2 separate regions of the Homo sapiens genome follow, and region 1 is linked to region 2. The links are chromatin loops, found by intact Hi-C in ENCODE. Cell type or tissue: sigmoid colon. All regions are shown on one strand.

Evidence for each region. Hi-C counts contacts between places; a loop is a spot of excess contacts. Peaks named below come from ENCODE experiments on the same cell type or tissue, not always from the same donor. Only the 100,000 strongest peaks of a DNase experiment are listed, where the experiment ranks them.
Region 1: it touches region 2 in a loop (2.4-fold over the local background); 3 of 110 quality-filtered maps call a loop at or near these places.

The regions. Positions count from the first base shown.
Region 1 is chr10:30,977,787-30,985,786 of GRCh38, reverse strand. ZNF438 (zinc finger protein 438) reads left to right here. Exons shown (of 7, transcript NM_001143768.2): 2 at 1,361-1,418. Among named protein-coding and RNA genes, the nearest start is that of ZNF438, 50 kb to the left of the region's middle. In sigmoid colon, no CTCF peak of the experiment used is centred here; a DNase peak (open chromatin) is centred at 4,686; H3K27ac peaks cover 196 bases.
Region 2 is chr10:30,807,560-30,815,559 of GRCh38, reverse strand. No RefSeq gene overlaps it. Among named protein-coding and RNA genes, the nearest start is that of LINC02644, 88 kb to the right of the region's middle. In sigmoid colon, no CTCF peak of the experiment used is centred here; DNase peaks (open chromatin) are centred at 3,109, 3,609 and 4,902; H3K4me3 peaks cover 1,860 bases; H3K27ac peaks cover 2,219 bases.

The DNA.
Region 1 (8,000 bases), 170 kb before region 2:
GAACCCAACCCTGAATTTCCCTTATGAGTAAACAGTTTGGTATTCCCTAATTCAGTGTTCATGGTGACTTCATAGAACTTAACTACTGTGAATAAGGAGAACCAACGGTAATTTTGTCTTTGTTGTTGAACTTCTAAACTGATTTTTAAGTAGCAATTAAAGCAATGTCAAGTGTTTCATATTCTACAGAATGAACTTCCAAAAGCTTTACTTTGGTTTCATGAATTAGATGAAATCATCAAACCATTATTGGAATTAACTGATTTTTCTGGTTGGTACATCTCCTGATGCTGACAGAAAGCTGGCAACATTTAACTGTGAGTTTTTCTGTTAATGGAGCCAACCAGTTTTCACTTTACTTTGATGATGTAAAAGAGACGCTTTAGAATCAGAACTAAGTGCATTTTTTTAAAAAGTCATTGGATCTAGATGAAAAGTCATGCTTTAGAGAATAATACGTAAAACACTTTCTCTGTCCTGTCTGCTTTCATTAAATCCGTGTCTTTAAGCTAGCCATGAGCAGGGAGCAGTATTCAGTATTTCTTCTACCTTCATTCAAGACTGGAGGAGTTAGCTGTCCCTACCTGCTCCTGCCTAGGTATACTTTTTCTGCATGGTGCCTGGGTGCTGTCTTTAAGAATGAAGTATCAGTTACAGTACATTTAGTACATTTAGAAATGGGTTACTGCTAGGTGTCTTAAAGATTTAAGCAAGTTGCGAAATTGACAACTGGCTTCATTGCACATGCATCTCACACATGGCTCAATGAGATTATGGCAGAGCCTAAAAGTACAAGTAAGTCTTAGCATATTTTAATGCTATCATTAAAAAAAATCATTAGAAAATGAAAAATCCAGGACAAATGGTAAATTTGTGGGACACTGGGACAATGGCCGTAAATTGGGACTGTCTCAGGCAAACTGACACACTTTACTAGACATGTGTCCTTTTAAAAATCTTCAAATCCCAAACTCTTGATTACTGTTTTCCTGTCAAAAAGGCTGCGCCCTGAATATGAATCACTTGTTTGTGACTGTTTACTAATTTCCACAGTATTATGCACATGGAAAAGAATGTGAAGCATTCTTCTTAGCCAGTTTTATTCATTGTGGCATTTCTTTTTTTCTGGAACATTTTCTATTTATCTTAAAACTTTTATTAAATTTTGCATGCTTTCATTTTTAAACTAAAGACATGTAATCAACTATGGAATTATTTTCTTCTACATTAGTTCTTTTATTATCTTAATAAAAATATACAGTAATTAAAAATGAAACTTGAAAAGAAGGCACCTTTTACATATATTTGATGAAAATGGATTATCTGAATATGATTATAATAATACTTTGTATTGTTACAGAATTAATTAAAAGGATTTACGGTATATCTTATGACTCTACAGGAGCCTTGGGATATAGGTAAGTGACAAGCATTTTTTGAAGAGAGATTTCTGAAACATTAAGTAATTTGATCTCATAGGTTCCTGGCAAAGTAGACAGTGGGGCATATCTTACTTCAGCAATTAACTCTTTTCTCTTCAGTATAACATTTGTAGAAATATCACATTTACATGAATCTTCATGTAACATTTCCCTAATAGCTAACAAATCATATTTCCCAGGGAATTTTAGGCTTATTTGTATAATAATTACAATGAAGATATTGTTTATAAGACATAGAAGTATGGCATGTAGCAAAATTTAGAGCATTAGAAAAAATAATTAAATGCAATATGGTACCCTGGGTTATACCTAGGAACTAAAGAAAGACAGTAGAAAAACAGGTGAAATATAAATGAAGTCTATAGTTAATAGTAATCAATTAGAAATTAATCAATGTTAATTTCTTAGTTTTGACAAATGTCCTGTGGTTATGTAAGATGTTTAACTTTATGGACAACTGGATGAAGGGTGTATAGGAAGTCTATACTATTTTTGTATCTATCTTGTAAATCTAAAATTATTTCAAAATAAGTTTACTTGAAGCACAAAAGTCAGTTTATTGATTCAAAATGTATAGTTTAGAAGTAGATTTTCTGGACCATGGTTTAAAAAAATAAAAAAAATAATTTGAAAAATCCAGATTACATAAAAACGATTCAAGGAAATACATGGCTATAGGTTTCATTTTTCAGTTTATAGGAAGTATGCAATTTTATTTTTTTAACATTGGTGATATGCTTTGGATTTGTGTCCCTGCCCAAATCTCATGTCAAATTGTAATTTCCAATGTTGGAGGAGGGGCCTGATGGGAGGTGATTGGATCATGAGGGCGAATTTCCTTCTTGCTGTTCTTGTGATAGTGAGTGAGTTCTCATGAGATCCGGTTGTTTAAAAGTGTGTAACACCTCCCCCTTCACACTATTCCTCTTCAGCCATGTAAGATGTACCTGCTTCCCCTTTGCCTTCCGCTGTGGTTGAAAGTTTCTTGAGGCCTCCCCAACCATGCTTCCTGTGCAGCTCGAGGAACCATGAACCAACTAAACCTCTTTTCTTTATAAATTACCCAGTCTCAGATAGTTCTTTATAACAGCGCAAGAAAGGACTGATACAATGGGCATGGTGTTTGCGGACATCTCCTCGTACTTGGTTACAGGCTTTCTCTTTGATACTTTAAGCCACTTGTGTTCTTTGGTCCTTTTGTGTAACTTTTTCTGTTATTCCAAGCAGGCCCTTTAAATGGTTCCCAGTACACTTCTTTTTCTTTTCTTTAGTGTATTGTTTAGAGAAAAAAGTCCAATAATGTGACTCAGTGGTTTGGGGTTGAGACCCTGTTAGTGTAGTTTTGTTCAGTCACACTACTTGAGCTTCTAGGTCAAGTAGTAGACATGGTAGATGTATTGTTAACAAGTACGAATAAAGATGAATATAATTCTTACATATCCATTTCTGTAATTGAGCTAAAATAATACAGAATCTATTGCTGTCAGATAATAGAAATTCTCAGTTTCTAAAATGGACTCTAGCATGATAACTATTTTAAATTTCTATAAATATTAAAAGACTTATAAGAAGGAAACTTTGTAGTTTGCTGAAACTCTTATGTAACTTTTCATTAATAAAAGTAAAGTAGCCATGCAGGTCTTGTAGATGGTTTCCTGCTTCTGCTGCCAAATTTAATGATTTTAGTTAAATTTCATAAAGGGAAATATAAATATATTATACTTAAAGGATATAGACACTTAAAACAACAGACCCATGCCTGAATAACTCTTGCAGAATAATTGTCCGGCTTGGAAATTTCTGTGTTGCTTGGTAGTCTTTAGCCAGAATTGGTGTTAACAGTCTCATGTTAATAGAATTATAGTTAAAGAATTATAATCTATTTTTTAGTTGTTTAACATGATTGTGCTAACCTTGGTTGGGAAGTTGAGAAAAAGACAGGATGGCCGGGCGCGGTGGCTGATGCCTATAATCTCAGCACTTTGTGAGACTGAGGCAGGTGGATCACGAGGTCAGGAGATCGAGACCATCCCGGCTAACATGGAGAAACCCCGTCTCTACTAAAAATACAAAAAATTAGCCAGGCGTGGTGGCAGGTGCCTGTAGTCCCAGCTACTCAGGAGGCTGAGGCAGGAGAATGGTGTGAACCCGGGAGGCGGAGTTCGCAGTGAGCCGAGATCGCGCCACTGTACTCCAGCCTGGGTGACAGCGCGAGACTCCATCTCAAAAATAAAAAAAAAAAAAAGAAAGAGAAAAAGGATGGTTTTCTCAGGCCAAGTTTAAATTACATTGATCATGTAATAGTTCACACAAAACAAGCAAACAAGAAAAACTTATTATTCTGTGCTAGAAGAGCATTAAAAGTATTGTTTTTAGGGACATGCTTACCATTCAGCTGATTGTAATTTGTGGTCATCAAAGTGTAAATAAGAATAGCTAGTATATATTGAACTTTTTTTTTTTTTTTGAGATGGAGTCTCGCTCTGTCACCCATGCTGGCGTGCAATGGCACAATCTCGGCTTGCTGCAACCTCCACCTCCCGGGTTCAAGTAATTCTCCTTCCTCAGCCTCCTGAGCAGCTGGGATTACAGGTGCACGCCACCAGCCCAGCTAATTTTTTTTGTATTTTTAGTAGAGACATGGTTTCACCATGTTGGTCAGGCTGGTCTCGAACTCCTGATCTCATGATCCCCCTGCCTCGGCCTCCCAAAGTGCTGGGATTACAGGTGTGAGCCATCACGCCCGGCCTGAACATTTTCTATGTACCAGGCACTTTACTTACATTATCTCATATAATCTTCATAATTACCTATGAGATAGGCTGGAATTCCCTTTACAGATGAGGCTGAGAGAGAAGAGCTGTCTCCAGTCTAATTCTGAGATGGGGAGGCGGACAGAACAAGTGCCTATTATGTACAGTACCTACTGTTTGTTCATGATATAAGCAGCTCCCAGGAAATGCTGTCATGTTTCCATAAACACGTAGTAAACTTCGGATTATTTCAGCTTTTCTAGGTAAGAATATCTGATCACACTGGGTGACCTAGAGTGGATTCTCCTGGGGTGAGCAGCCTGGAGTAAGGACTTGTGTTTCTTGTCTAGCTTTACTCTGGCTCATTCTGCAGTCCCCTAACATGTCAGTTGTTCTCTGTCACCTGATTAATTGCTGAACACTCATTCATTGTGTGCTTCGTTGATCATATGCCAAGAACTTTTGGCAGCTCTGGGGAACATGCTCTCCACGTGCCTCCTGGTAACTGTTGGACAACTAGAAGTTCCTAGCTGTTGTGAAAACTTTGATCCAGAAACTGCAACACATGCCAGAGACCAGGGATGGGGTAGTTGAACAGCTGACAGGTGAAATGTAGCTATTCAGATTGTTAGTTGGTCAGGAGTCAGAAATAGAGTAGGCATGTGACTCTAAAAAGTGGTTTTTGAAGAGGATTATGATGGTTGGCTATGGACTTCATAGTTTGTAGACATAAAATAATTCTAACTTCTTTTTGAGGAAGAGTCATAAAAGTACAAAATCTCCTTTGCTATCTTCTCTTCTTTATGGTCTCTAAAAGTTGACATTTCTCAGGGCTCAGTCCTTAGCCTTCTGTATTTATTTTCCACACGATCTCATATGATCCCATGTTTTAAATGCCATCTGTTCTCCCAAATTTACAATTTCTTTACTTTGGTCTCTCCCATGAGTTCTAGACTTATTTTTATGTCTTTTCAACATCTCCATTTTGGAGTCTAATAAACATTTCAAACTTAGTATGTCTAAAATGTAAATCTTGAACTTTTCTCCCTGGGTAAGTGATATACCCAGTTGTTCCAGGCCAAAAACTCAAAGTCATGTGTGACTTTTTATTCCATATCCCACATCCAGTCCATTAGTAAGGCTTATATGCCTGCCTTTCAAAATGTATCCCAAATTACTCCTACCCCACTCCTCACCCTTACTGCCCTATTGTAAGTCACTGTCATAAGTCACCTAGGTGATAATATCGTCTTCTAACCGGCCTTCCTTATCTCCTCATTGTATCTCTCCAGTCAGTCCTCCATATAGGAGTAAAAGGTGTTTTTTTTTTTTTTTTTAATGTTAAACAGTTTCTGTCATTCCTCTGTTCAGAACCCTTCAGTGGCTACCCAGCACACACAGGATGAAACGTTGTCTCACATGTTCTAACAGGCCTGCTGACTTTATCTCCTGTCACTCACTGTCTTGCTCACTCTCCTCTAGCCACACATGCCTTCTTGCTATTCCTTAGATACTCCCAAGTCCATTTGTAATCAGCTAGCTTCTCCTGGTTCCGTGATCCCACACCCCTCACTCCAACCAGTTTAGCCTAGTACCAGTGGAGGTAGATTTAGAGAGAAGAAAAGTGCATATCCAAGACTCTCTAGCACATGTATCAGTAGAGTCACAATAAAAATATTACAGCTTTAGCATTCCTAGTTTTGGTAATTTGGATTGCTTTCAAGAATAAGAAGGACTGGATTTAGATCTACAGAAAGTCATAGCTAGAATCAATGGGGAAAAGTTACAGAGAGAGATTTCTCCTCAGTTTAAAGAGTGCTACAAAGAGACTTAGACTCCCACACAATAATAGTGGGAGACTTTAACACCCCACCGTCAATATTAGATCAATGAGACAGAAAATTAACAAGGATATCCAGGACTTGAACTCAGCTCTGGACCAAGAAGTCCAGATATGTCAAAGATCAGATGGTTGTAGATGCATGATGTTATTTCTGAGGCCTCTGTTCTGTTCCATTGGTCTATGTATCTGTTTTGGTACCAGTACCATACTGTTTTAGTTACTGTAGCCTTGTAGTATAGTTTGAAGTCAGGTAGCATGATGCCTCCAGCTTTGTTCTTTTTGCTTAGGATTGTCTTGGCTATGCAGGCTCTTTTTTGGTTCCATATGCAGTTTAAAGTAGTTCTATCCAGTTTTGTGAAGAAAGGCAGTGGTAGCTTGATGGGGATAGCATTGAATCTATAAATTACTTTGGGCAGTATGGCCATTTCCGTGATATTGGTTCTTCCTATCCATGAGCATGGAATGAAAACTGAAATTACTTTTTGTTCCGTAAGCTGCAGGATGGATATCATGTTAGCAGGCATGAAAACAACATTAATGTCCTTGTACATCTCCATTAGAGCTGTTGGGTGACTAGGTGCATTTTCATTGAGCAATAATATTTTGAAAGGAATCTTTTTCTCTGAACAGTGACTCTCAACAGTGGGCTTAAACTATTCAGCAAACCATAGTGTAAACAGACATGCTGTCATCCAGGCTTTGTTGTTCCATTTACAGAGTAGTGTAGATTTAGCATAATTATTCATGGCCCTAGCATAATTCTTAATGGCCTCAATGCAAATGAAACAGCCTTATATTCGAAGACGATATCATATAAGACTTTCATAGCTAGAGAGGGAGAGTCAATGCTTGGCTTCAAAGCTTCAAAGGAGAAGCTGACTCTCTTGCTAGGGGCTAATGCAGCTGGTGACTTGAAGCCAATGTTCATTTACCATTTTGAAAATAATACACACTAGAAATATGGATAAACTTCAAAAACATTATACTGAGTAAAATAAGCCAGATACAGAACACCACAACTGATTCCATTTACTGCTCTAGGTTAGTATATCAGAAGTGTGAGAAGAGATAAATTTACTGTATGGTGACAAACAGTGGACAAGTTGTTGCATGCAGCTAAGGGTGGGTTGTGACTGATCTGGAGGCAGTACAAGGGAACTTTTTGGGATAATGGTTGTGTTCTATATCTTGATTCTGGTGGTGATTATATGGAGATATAAATTTGTCCAAACCCACTGAAAAGTACACTTAAAATTTATATATTTTATTATATGTAAACTATTATCTCAGTAACAATGCTTAAAAAAACCCTGGTACACAAATTTTGAAAGTTGTTTTACTAGCAAAAGATTAACTTCTGTCTAATGTTAGAAGACCTTTGTGTAATGCTAAAACTTAGTCATCCTGAAAAATCCATTTAGATAAATCAGTGTATACAATATACATAAAGAATATATGAATTAAAAGTCCCTAAATAAGGAAAGAGAGTAGACGAATTCTCAATATACTGTCTAGTCTGTAGTTTGATGTATTGGAATCCTCGGAATGAATTGGTGTACATTTCCAGTTTCTTGAATCGATGTTTGGTAGTACCCTGGACACTAAGAAGCAGCCAGATAAAATGAAATAATTACAACTGGTTCTTGGTTCTGCTTTCGTGTTCTTAACTTCTTGAGTTGACTTTTATTTCATGTTTTTTAACTAGAAAAACTGGTTAGAAGACATACCAACATACCAATGTCCCTTAGAATCTTTTTTTTTTTTTCGGAGACGGAGTCTTGCTCTGTCACCCAGCCTGGAGTGTAGTGGCACGATCTCGGTGCACTGCAACCTCGGCCTCCCAAGTTCAAGCAATTCTCTGCCTCAGCCTTCTGAGTAGCTGGGACTACAGGTGCCCGCCACCATGCCCGGCTAGTTTTTGTATTTTTAGTAGAAATGGGGTTTCACCATATTAGCCAGGCT
Region 2 (8,000 bases):
AAAAAGTGTGTGCACCTAGACTTCTAATGTGATGGCATCACACTTAGGACATGCTGTTCTAGCAGCTTTGACTGTCAGACCTGGAGTGTCCTTACAGCCACCTCACTACCTTGTTTGGGAAGTGGTAGACTGAGGCAGGAGAGAAGCTAAAGGGGACTAGATGCACGTCTAGGTCTTGCCTAGTCTGGGCCTGCATGGGACATCCATGCATTGCCTTTCCCCACGAGCTCTTCTTCCTCCCACACAAGCAGAGGGCTCCTGGGAGCTCTGCACACCCTCTAGCAGGGGCAACCCCTCCTTGCTGATTCCCCACATTCACCCAAACCCACGTATGTAGACGGCTCCCTGTGGGCCACTCTGGAGACACATGGGGAATGAAACTAAGTCCCCACTGTGCACTTGCAGGACTGTGGGATGATTCCTAAGTCTTGGCCACTGAGGTGACTCTGTAGCTCAGCCTCTGCACCAAACTCCCAGGGATGGTCCAAGTCTTAGCCAAAAACTTTCCAGAACTTTCTAGAATTTTCTAGAACTATAATTCCAGAGATGGAAGGTCTTGGTGTCTGATCATTTGGGGAACCAGCCCACAAGGAAGGTGTTTTCCCAGGTTTAGGGATTGAATCAGGCCTTCTAGTCTTTGGTCATTCCACCCTGAATGTGCCTGATCTCGTCTGAATCTGGTGCTCTAGAGCTGGGGTTTGATCAGCTGCTTGCAGAAGTCAGATTCCATGGACTTCTAGTGTTCCTCAAGATGTTCCATGAAAGTGGACTCTATTTAAGGAAGTTTGGGAAACATTGCAGACACTTATTGCCTCTGGGGGAGTTATAACCATATTATCTCATAAAAGGCTCTAAGAAATCCTATAGGAGAGAAGTTTGTTTAACACTGCATTTTCCTAACACGCTTGATCACAGAATTCTTTTCTTGCAGAACACATAGGGAGAACACAGGATTATATTCAGGACCTTCCCGTTCAATGCCCCAATATCTTGTTTTCTCTGGTCTGGTGGTGAGCTCTCACTCAATAGACCGATTTTTCATGATTGTAGTCATGGAAGCCTTCCTTACCCTTCGCTCCCATAAAAAACTTAAACACAGGGAAAAAAAATAAGTTTCTGGCCTCAATGGAAGTAAACAGCTGGAACTGATGAATTCCAGAAGCAAGTGTTCTTTTTTTTCTGCAAGAATCTATGAGAGAGAGAGAGACAGAGAGAGAGAGAGGGATTGGGGGGAGAGAACACAGAGGCTATGTAAATATAATTATTTCTAAGTAGAGTACCTTCAACATTTTCCATTAGGTAGCAGTGAGGTCACTGTAAGGCCAGCTGTCCAAATATGGGCACTGATTCCCCTGAGTCAGCAAAGCATATAAAAGAATTTCTCTTTGGGGACAGAAATTTCTTGCCACACATTAAAATAAGTACCTCCAAGTGCATGGGGTATTATATTTAGGGTTGTGGCTTTCAAACTTATTTTCAAAGCAGGATAAACCCTTTTTTCCAAGAGAGATGTGATTCAGAAACCCCATTGCACAGCCCCCCAGGCCAGCACCTGAGTCATCTTCAGGAAACCCAGGAATCTAGTCAGGAAACCTGTGGTCTAGGGCCCTGCTACTCAAAGTCTGGTCCACAGACCAGAAACTTCTGCATCACCCTGGTTAGCCATACAGAGCCTCAGCCCCACCCGGACCTGCTGAATCTGAATCTGCATTCCCACACCATTTCTAGGGGATTTGCATGTACATTAAAATTTAAGAAGCAGGTCTAGGGGATTTACTTCTGAATATTTCTTCTGCCATTGGCTCATCCTAAGTACTTGGATGAAGCTTCTTGAAAATTAGTCTGAAAATGTTAGGCTTCCAACCCATCTATGCCTCTAAGTAGGGTAATCCAGGATCGTCGTGTCATTGGCTCAGTGCTTCTCGCCTCTAAAATCTAATCCTTCCCTCTCCCTTCACAGACACAGTGGGAGAAGAAGCAAGGTGTGTTTGGGACGAGGCAGAGAGTAAAGCCAAGACTGTGAGCAGAGGCCCTGAGTTTGAGCCTCAACATTCCTGCCTCTCCTCTGCTGACCTTGCACAGGCTAACTAAAGTATCTGCCAGTTTATCCTCATAGGTCTACAGGGGTGGGAGATGACCATGATGATGATGGTGGTGGTGGTGATGATGATGATGATGATGATAGTGGTGGTGGTGGTGGCGATTATGGTACCAGTACCCATTAAATGCCTGGATGGGCCAGAAGCACTTAGAATCACAAGGTACCTGGTAAGAGCTTTTATTCCCGAGTCAGTGGGAGCTAGCTTCATCCAAGGGCTTCACTTCAAGGAATGCACAAAGGAAAATCTGGGTCTATCAAACAGATAAAATAGGAGTAATAGAGAGTCACCATAGGTGATTTGCAAATAATCCCACACTTAAAGTGTGATGGAAAGAAAGAATGCAACTTAAACTTTCTGATTTACATTGTCACGTTTTTTAGACTTAGAAAAATCTGTTTCTGCTTGGGCTGCTCTACTGATGAGCTCCACGACCCTGGACAAGTCCTTCAGAGCTTTGATCGCACTTTCCTCATCCAGGGTCGGGTAGGAATCCTGCCCTGTCTAGCTTGTGGGAATCTAGGAGGAGGGCCAAGGGAGAGAGTGGGTATGCAAGGGCTGGAAGTTTCTGAAGCTCACATTAGAAGTGAATAGAAGCGCAACCGGTGCCCTAGCCTTCCAGTCTCTGATTCAGCCTCTGCAGAACCGGAGAATGAGAACGTGCAGAGGTCCTTTCCTGCTGGGGCAGGGCAGTGGCAAGAAAGAAAGAGCTCAAAATAGGAACGTGCTCTCTGAAGAGCACAGTGCAGGCAGGAAGTCTTATCCTGCCAGTGTTTCTCCCACGAACACATTCTCTTTATTCTATGAGACACCAGCATAAGGTCACCTGCACGCTGAAACAAAAGGAACCCCCCCCGCCCATTGGAGCTGAGGCTGGGGAAGCAGCCAGGCCAGGGCATAGAGGGGTCCCTGGGGAGGCGGTTGTTGCCAACACTGAGCCAGGCGTCCTGTTGGGGCTGGGTGTATGCATGGGCCACCCTGTGCTGACCCCAGGGATCCCGTGTGCCAGCTCCAAAGGCAGCCCCTCAGCAGGGGCAGTTGGGGACGGTGCTGGCAAGCAGAAAGCTTTCTTCCATGGTGCTCTGAGCCTCTGCAGCCTCTCTGGTTTCTTGGCACCATAAACTGCTTGATCTCCGTCCAGTGATTTGCTCCTATAAACAACAGAGAAGAAGAAAAAAAATAGAAAAGTTGTGAAAAACAGATACAGGGAATTAGGTCACCCTAGAAATTCTAAAACATCAGCAAAGCTCTTGTTTAACATGATTCATTCAGCGACCTCTGACCACAGCCAGGCCTTGAATGTGGAGGCAGAATGTAACAGTGGAGACTGAATGGAGCAGACGGGAAGAAGGTTAAGGTGATCCTTGGCTCGGAGGTGGGGGAAGTGCTGCCGACAGCTTTTGTTCTGATGCATGGGTCTGCTGGAACCGGGGAGCAGAAGGTGGGGGGTGCTGGACGTTCTTTTGGATCCTGATGTAGTAACTGATGCAGGCTGGACCTCTTCATGCAATTCAGCGTCAAGCTCTCCAACTTACAGAGCACCAAGCCAAGATGTTTGCATGGGAACACACGCCACCCCCATCTTTGCGAACTTCATCATTGCACTTCCGTTTCCTTGATCTTGATGCCAATGTGGTGTTTACCGGAGACCAAGTAGTCGCCGGAGATTTATGCGGCAAGAACACCTCCACTGATGAAAGCAAGCCTTCCGCTTGGCTGCAGCCTGGAAGCCACTTAGAAGACTATTTATTCTCTATGCGTCTCTCCATAGACAATCACCCATCGTGGGGAGCACATTTACACCTTAGTCAATGGAATGCATTTTAATTGCGTTAATAAGAATTGAGATAGGACTAAAGACAAAAGGCTCACTCTGTACAAAATTAAAGACTGTTGCTTGTGCTCAAGATCCTGTGGCTAGAGGAGCTTAGACAACAGGACTGCCTGTCTCCTGGGAGCCAAAAGCAGCAAGGAAAGGGATCTTGTTTGCCTTGAGAGAAAATGCAGCTAGCGGCCTGTTGCCTGGCTGCTGAGGGTCTGGAAGGGGAGGGGGCTTATTGGTGGAAGTTAGATTTAACCTAAAGGGAAACGAAGGAAAAAAGAGTTGTAATGTTGTAGAATGGGCGCTCATCTTAAGATTAGCTTGTAGGCAAGCTATTTAACCATTCTATTTCCTCTTCTGTAAAATGGGTATAATGATATTTATCTACTAACATGAGGAAGGTGAAGTAAGAGAAGGGATGGAAATGCGTAATAGATCCATAAAGTAGAACATACAGATGATCCCCTTCTTCAGCGTCTACCGCATATCCTGCACTAGCTCCAAGATGGGCTCTATGCTCATGATTTTACAGCTCTTGCCTCTTTGCATGTTTACAGCAATGCTGAAAGGAAGGCAGGAATTGTCATCCGCATTTTGCAGATGAGGAAAGCAGGCAATTTAATTTCACATGCCCAGGGGCCCATGGCTGGTACATGAGAAGCTGAGCTTTGAATGTGGAGCTGCCTGGCTGCATTCTTCGCTTTAGGGAAGGATGGGTTCATTCTGTGCTTTTCTAGTGACTGTTGGGGATACTTGCCCACGTGCCACAGAAACAGTAGCAGAGTCTACGGAATGCTGTCCTCTTCTGCATAGCTCTTTGCCCTGCCTCCAGTGCCCTCCACCTGTGAGTGGTCAGAGGCTCTCATGTTGCTCCCTGTGCTAGCCCCCAGCCAGAGCAATGAGCTTGACTTGAAAAAGCCCTTCAAGAGCCGCCATTCCTGGCTCGGCTAGACTTCAGATGGGACCAGGGAGCTCAGACTTGGAAGGGCACTTCACTTGGTCCCTGCACAACCTTCCCCTGGCACAGAGCCAGCTTCCCTGGGGGGTCTGCATTTCCAGAGAGGAGATCGCAAGCCTCCCTCACATCCATTCCAGGGTCACTCACTCCCTTGGGCACAGTGACGATTCTTTAGTCATTCCCAAAAAGGTACTTAGCTTGAAGACAGCCTCGTCCCCATTTTCCATGTAAGGAGATGAGAAAGCCACCTCCATCCAGGCCCCTTTAAGCGAAACCTCCCTTTCCCTGTCTGTGGAGTTTAGGGGACCAAATTCTCCAAGAACAACCTCTGCAGCGGGAACATGAGGATGGCCTCCTGCATCCAGGGCTCCTCTTCTTGCCCTGTTTACCACCAGGCCTAGTCTCCATCCCTACCAGCCATGCCACTAGAGATGACCCAAACTCTCTAAGCCTCCACTGCCTCGCCTGAAGGGTAAGGATGCTCAGCGGCAGCGGGAAGCTGGGAGGGCGGGATGCTGCAGACACAGGAGCCGTCACCCCAGCAGGAAGATGGACTTTTCCATAGTTGTCACCTCATGTTGCTGATTCACCTGCATTTACAGACCACCCCACCAACCCCCTGCCCACCACTTCTCCAATTCCCAGGGAGCCTGGAAAATCTGAAATTCTTATCTGAAATTCTATCAACGCTTTTCCTTCCAGAGCCCATGAAAGCAGTGGGCAAAGCCACCAGCTAGGCCCCTGTGCTCCAAGGCTGTGCTCCACAACTATATAATTAACACACAATAAACTACATACTTTAAAAAAAATGTTAATTTTGTTTAGAAACAGCGTCTTGCTCCATCATCCAGGCTAGATTGCAGTGGTGCGATTGTAGCTCACTGCAGCCTCAAACTCCTGGACTCAAGCCTCAAACTCCTGCCTCAGCCTCCCGAGTAGCTGGGACTACAGCTGTGCACCAGGCCTGGATAATTGTTTAATTCTTTTTTGGTAGAGATGGGGTCTTACTGTGTTGCCCAGGATGTTTTCAAACTCCGGACCTCAAGCAATCCTCCCACCCCAGCCTCCCAAAGTGCTGGGATTACAAACATGAACCACTATGCCCAGCCAAACGACACCCATGTGAAGTGTTCAGTGTGCTGAGTTCAGGGACCCCTCCTGGCACATGAAGCTGGCAGACCTTGTCCTTGCCCTGCCCCTGCCTGCACAGAGCTTATAGTCCTGGTGGGGACCAAGAAGGACAAGGGATCTGGACAGGACTTTTTGAGACCAGACTTGGAGAACTCCCAGAAGAAACTGCACCCAAACTGAAGCCTGCAAGGAAAGGGTAAGAAGAGGAGAAAGCAGGCCAGGCACAGTGGCTCATGCCTATAATCCGAGCACTTTGGGAGACAGAATCAGATAGATCACCTGAGGTCAGGAGTTTGAGACCAGCCTGGCCAACATATCGAAACACCATCTCTACCAAAAGTACAAAAATTAGCTAGGTGTGGTGGCACGCGCCTGTAATCCCAACACTTCTGGAGGCTGAGACAGGAGAATCGCTTGAACCTGAGAGGTGGAGGTTGCACTGAGCCGAGATGGCGCCACCGCACTCCAGCCTGGGTGACAGAGTGAGACTGCATCTCAAAAAAAAAAAAAAAAAAAAGGAAGCAAAGGAAGCAAAGAAAGCAGAAACCAAGAGAAGGCTCATATAAAAAGAAGAAAGGCACACATCATGTGGATCCAATTAAACTAGAGCTTCTTTCATTTTGGTCAAATTGTAAGTTAATTCCTGCCTTCTGGAGTATTTAATTAAAGGCAAATCCCATAGGCCACCTGTTGTTTTAACCATTTTTTTTTCCTTTGGTGGAGTCACTAGGACCCTTTGGAACAGGGAACATTGAGCAGTAACCGACCATTGGATTCTCCTGGGGGAAATAGGGATTAACAGGAATGATCAACATCTTGTCTTCAGAACATCATAAATTCTTCAATACCAGACCCAAAAAGCATTAGATTTACATCCTTAATTGGAACTCAGGCTACTTGGTAGTCCAGCTTAGACTTCCCACGTGTGTTTTATTTTCTTTATGGAGTCCAAAAAGAAAAAAGCAGACAGACCTCTCCCCATCCTGCTTCCTTCTGCACAGTGCGGCTGTCGGCTGGTTTTCTTTGACTAAATCATTATCTCCTCTCTCTCAGCTTCTTTACTTGAGGGAGGGACATGGCTCGGGTTTCTGCGCTTGTATACCTGATATAACAATTAATTGTATTTCTCGACTGTTGTTGCAGCTTGTGCCTTGGGAGATAATTTGCCAACCCACGGTGTCCATGTGTGGCCCTGGGGCTGAAATTTCCAGCTAGAAGGTGGTCAGCCTGACAGCCACCCTGGGGACCAGGGACCAGGACAATTGGCTTCAACATTGGTGTTTGTATTACTTCACTTCATATTGTCAATATCATCCTATTATCAATCAGCAGCTACCACGACCCCAATAACTGATATAAATTCCAATTAAATGACATAGATTAGGTTCCTGATGCAGGCTGGTCATTATGCCAGGAGAACACAAAGGCCATGTTCCTGTTTCATTCTTACAGCGAACTTCCAGGCCCAGAGAAATCAGGCCTTCCGTGGGGGCTTTGCAGAAAAGAGCTGCACCAGGCCTTTTGGCTCCAGTTCCAGAACCTTCCTCCACCAGAGCTTTGCCAAACTTCACTCGTTCAGGGTCATTATTTGTGCTGTGTCCTCATTCTACCACATACAGTTTTAATGATTTTCGCCATGGCCACTACCACCTATAGTCTGTTGTTTATTCAACCTTTAAAAAAAATTGACTGACATTTTACTTAAATCGGTTTACTTAAAAGTTTCCTATGATACGCTAAATGTGAAAAGTAATGTCATTTGTCAGACCATTAAAAATACAACATAAATTCTAGAGATCTGCTGTTCAACATAGTGCCTAGAATTAATATATGCATTGTGCCCCTACAAAAATTGTTAAGAGAGTAGGCTGGGCATGGTGGCTCATGCTGTAATCCAAGAACATTGGGAGGCCGAGACAGCAGATCACTTGAGGTCAGGAGTTCAAGACCAGCCTGGCCAACATGATGAAACCCCATCTCTACTAAAAAA